2 separate regions of the Homo sapiens genome follow, and region 1 is linked to region 2. A link is an interaction called in ENCODE POLR2A ChIA-PET data of the cell type or tissue named here. Cell type or tissue: HepG2. All regions are shown on one strand.

Evidence for each region. Peaks named below come from ENCODE experiments on the same cell type or tissue, not always from the same donor. Only the 100,000 strongest peaks of a DNase experiment are listed, where the experiment ranks them.
Region 1: POLR2A ChIA-PET joins it to region 2 with 5 read pairs; 2 of 35 experiments call an interaction of 5 or more read pairs at or near these places.

What each region holds. Positions count from the first base shown.
Region 1 is chr13:44,814,376-44,816,875 of GRCh38, reverse strand. No RefSeq gene overlaps it. Among named protein-coding and RNA genes, the nearest start is that of LINC00330, 6.0 kb to the right of the region's middle. In HepG2, no CTCF peak of the experiment used is centred here; a DNase peak (open chromatin) is centred at 1,045.
Region 2 is chr13:44,509,631-44,512,130 of GRCh38, reverse strand. The region is part of intron 1 of TSC22D1 (TSC22 domain family member 1); the gene reads left to right. Among named protein-coding and RNA genes, the nearest start is that of TSC22D1-AS1, 65 kb to the left of the region's middle. In HepG2, no CTCF peak of the experiment used is centred here; no DNase peak of the experiment used is centred here.

The DNA of each region.
Region 1 (2,500 bases), 300 kb before region 2:
AATAGCTAACACCTGGTGTGTTGCATTCCTGCAATGCTCAAAGACATTATAGAAAAAAAAAAACCACTTGTGTCCCAAGCTTTCACAAAGTAAGCTATTGCTCTGCTCTGAAAGCTGTTCTTTATTTTGTTCATGGTTTCCCCCAACCTTCCTTCAGAAGAGTTGCAGCCCTGACGGGCTCTTGGTGAAGAGATGCATCATCAACAGACGAGGCTTCTCTGGGCAGTAGATGGATACAGGTGGTCTGTTCTTCCCATTTTGAAGACAGAAAAGCTGGGACACATCATAATTTGTTTGCTTAATATGCCCCCTCACATAGAGAGGAAAGAAATTAAGGAAACGAGAGAGTAGGAATTGGAATCCAGATGCCTCAACTCCCAGACTTCCCCATGACTTCTCCAACGTAATTAACTCAGTGGCTGTCCACTGTCAATGGTGAATTTGGCTTTGGGTGTGGTGATTGAGCATGCAGCCTGTAAAGTTGAAAGGGTTTGGAGTCCTGGGCTTTCCCTGTGTTAAATTTGGCCAAGCTAACTACTCTGTGCCTCAGTTTCCTCATCTAAACCTCTTTGTATTTTAGGATCGAATGAATTATCACACGTAAAGTGTTTGGAACAGGCCTTGCCACATGTGAGGAGCTCAGTAAATGGCAGATATAGTGATACCTGTGGTTCCTGTTACGGCCGTGGTGAAGCGGAGTGGCAGTGGGATGCCTTTACTGACAGTGCCTACCTTCAGTAACTTCAAGATGTGGTGGTGGATGAAGAACACAGACGCATAAAATAATACTTAGGAGGGCACATGCGGATTAGGGCTCACAGAGTGGAAGCCAGGTGTCACCTACGCAAATGCGTTAAAAGGCCAAGTAGGCAGCTCAAGCCGGGAAGTGGAGGATGTAACAAGAAGTGGGGATTCTGAGGCCTCGAGACATGTGGGTCTGTCTACAGGCATTCCAATGCCTCGAGACGTGCAGGTCTGTCTGCAGGCATTCCAATGCATTGTGAAACTTTCTGTGGGCTGTACCGATCACATCTGAGGGCTGAGTCATGCTCAGAAGCTGCTGCAATTACTGAGATTTGAAGTGAAAAGGCAAATAGGATGGGTAAAAAAAATGAGACAATAACTGAGCAAGCCAGACTATGGCCAAAATGAAAGGTGAAGAACTCTTACCCTTTGGACCTGTGGTGCAATACCCAGGCCCCAGGGGGGACACAGGTGGGGAGCCAGAGACTGGGGATCTTATTGCCAGATTAGCTGCCCTACCCAGGAGCACCCCTTCTTCTATTTCCCCTTCCTCCCTCCCTTTTTTCTTGCCCTCTCTTCTTTCATGTCTCTTTATCTTTTCCCCCACATATATCTTCTCCTTTTTTGTCACCCTAGGCCTGGTGTGGTGCCCAGTGGTACCTAGGGACGGTGCGAAGATTCATCGGTGACACTCAACATTGGTTCAGCGATCTTATACCAGACCACGCTTTCCACATCCTCCACAATACTCATATCCGAAAGTGTTAATTCTGGAAAGAATTGTTAGCACAGAAAGGAGAAGGAGTAGCAACATACAAAACCTCAAGGAAGAATTGAAGAAAAATGGATAAAACCAGAGTGCCAACAAAGCTAAACTTCTGGCTCATCCAAGCATGGACCAGAAACTAATTCCTCAGAAACAAAAACTCATTTTCTATGTTATAAGTAATACACAAAAGAAATCATCACTTGTCCTTAGCTATTAATCCATTATATTTGGCAAAGATAACATCAAGCTTATTTCTTTCCCTTAGCTAATCTGCTAAATTTCTCTGAGTAACCCCCAAGACATTATTTGGATGAAGTTACATTATCCATAAACATTACTAAGAACCACACCCTGATCATCTGTCAGCAATATGGATCTTGACTAATTGGAAACTAAGAAGTTAAAGGAAACAAATGAGCATACCAACAGAGGAGAGAAGGAAAACTTTGCTGCAAGAAGAACCATGGAGCACACGGCTCCAAGTGTTAGTGTGAATGAGGCAGGGGAGAATGTGGGGACAGTACGGATAGATGGCTGGTCACTCTCAAGTGCAATATTAGCAATATGGCCTGTGAGTGCCACATGATCAATATGGCCAAGGGACATAAGTTTAGTATCAGAAAGACAAGAGTTTACATCTTGACCCTGTCACTGATGATCGCTGTAATCATGGATATGTTACTTTGCCTTCTTGGGCCTTTTGCTTCATTTGAAGAATGAGAGTGATAACATCACGAGGGTCATTGGTACAGAAATTCACCTACATTCAAAGGTACGCCTATCAAATATACACCTATCAAGGCATTGGTTCAGAAATTCACCTACATTCAAATGTAGGTGTGCATTGGCTGGGGCAGATAAAATCACCAATTGTTACAAAGCTTCCTCCCAATCTGGTTTTCTACTGTTGTGAGGAGCTCCCTCTTTCTCTGGGTTCAGTTGCATTCCGCTTGCACACTTTAGGAGAAAGCGCTAAGCTTGGGATAT
Region 2 (2,500 bases):
AGATGGCCAGTGGGCGTTCAAATTTGAGTTTGAAGATTGGGATACAATTCTGAAATGAAGATGTTGATGGTGGGAGCTGTCATCTTAAGTGATAATTAAAGCTGTGAGAATAAATGCGATTGCCCTGAAAATGTGTGTAGAATGAGAATGAGAAAAGCAGAAGGTTGAAGGTACAACTTTTGGGAGCATTGGCATTTAAAGGGGATGGAAGATCCTAATTCTGCCCTTTGCTTGGGTAGCTCCTGTTTATCTAAATTGCTCTCCAAGCTCTTCACTTAACCAAATATAATCAGGCCCTCCTTCAGTGTCTGAATTAAAACTTACCTTCATGAATCCATTTCTACTACTTCCTCTAAAGATTGTTTTAAAAAGCATTCATTGGTGGCAGCATTTAAAAAAAATCATAAATTCTACTTCAGAGATTCCCAGGTTTTTTGGCTTGGTTGTCTGATTCCTGATTGTTTAACAACAACAAAAAAGTGTGTGTGTGTGTGTGTGTGTGTGTGTGTGTATTTCTTTTTATTCAGAAAGCTGTCATTTAGATGGATAGGTGTTTTTGGATTGTCATATTGAACAATTACTATATGTCAATTAGTTATATGCCAGATGTTAGCGATAAATAAAACTTGGCTCCTGATCTTAGAGTACCAACAACTTAATTGAGATGATAGACAGCTGGGTGGATGTTTTATGACGTTCATAGCTTTCTTTTCCCAAATATAAGTTAGAAGTAAACTTCTTCCTTTCCCACTATTACTGTGACATGAGCTCAGCTATAGAAAAGCAGAAGAATTACAGGCAAAGGTTTTTGTTTATGTTGTTTGAAAATTTTTTTTGGTTTTTTTTTGAAACAGGTTCTCACTCTGTTGCCCAGTCTGAAGTGTAGTGGTGTGATCATGGTCACTGCAGCTGCAACCTCCCGGGCTCAAGCAATCCTCCAGCCTCTCAGCCTCCTGAGTAGCTGGGATTACAGGTGCGCACCACCATGCCCGGCTAATATTTTGTATTTTTTTGTAGAGATAGGGTTTTGCCGTGTTGCCCAGGATGGTCTCCCTGGGCTTAAGTGATCCTCCCACCTCTGCCTCCCAGAACGCTGGGATTGCAGGTGTAAACCACCACATTGGCCTGAAAATGTTTGAAATTATACTTGGTATATACAATTTTTCATAATTTTTTCACAAATTACCACGAGTTCTTCAGAAACATTGTGAGTTTCTTATAAAAAACATATGGCTGGGCTGGACATGATGGCTCGTGCCTGTAATTCCAGCACTTGGGAGGCTGAATTGGGCAGATCACCTGAGGTCAGGAGTTTGAGACCAGCCTGGTCAACATGGGGAAACCCTGTCTGTACCAAAAAATATACAAAAATTAGCTGGGTGTGGTGGTGCATTCCTGTAGTTCCAGCTACTCAGGAGGCTGAGGCAGGAGAATCCCTTGAACCTGGGAGGTGGAGGTTGTAGTGAGCCGAGATCATGCCACTTCACTCCAGCCTGGGCAACAGAGAGAACTTGTCTCCAAACAAAACAAAACAAAACAAAACATATGGCTGTACCAGAGCTTTATTCTTATTGCCTGATGTTCATTTCATTTTCTACTATATTTATAAATAGTGCTGTGAAGAACATTCATATTTGTGCATTAATCTTTTTAGACACTTAGGATTATTTCGTTAGAGTTAATTCACAGAAGTGCAATTGCAGGGCCGAAGAGTATGAACATTTTTTGTTTTTTTTTTGAGACGGAGTTTCACTCTTGTTGCTCCTGCTGGAGTGCACTGGCGCAATCTTGGTTCACTGCAACCCCCGCCTCGCAGGTTCAAGTGATTCTCCTGCCTCAGCCTCCTGAGTAGCTGGGATTATAGGCATGCGCCACCACGCCCGGCTAATTTTGTATTTTTTTTTTTTTTTTAGTAGACAGGGTTTCTCCATGTTGGTCAGGCTGGTCTCGATCTCCCGACCTCAGGTGATCCACCCGCCTCAGCCTCCCAGAGTGCTAGGATTACAGGTGTGAGCCACCGTGCCTAGCGGAGTATAAACATTTTTAAGACTCCTAATATATGCTGACAAGTTCCTTTTCCAAAGGGCCTTGACTATAGCTTCACTAGCAAAGTACATGAGAACTCATTTTCCTTGCCCAGGTTATTTTTTTTTTTTAGCTTTTTTTTTTTTTTTTTTTTTGCTTATTTTCTAGTTTGACAGGTGAAAATAATATCTTGTTTTAATAATGTAAGTTTATTAGTGAAGCTAAACATGTTAAAAATATATTTCTTTCAACTGTCTCTTTTTTCTGTTAGTGAACCATTACATATTCTTACTGCATCTTCAATTTAATAGATTTAGAAGGTATCTTTCTTAGCTTTTATGTTTTTTCATGGTGAAAAATTGTCTTACAGATCTGTTGAAACTTTCCTATTCCTTGAAAAAAAACCTGGTAAAATACACATAATATAAAATTCACCATCTTAACCATTTTTAAGTGTATAAAATAATGGATGGAG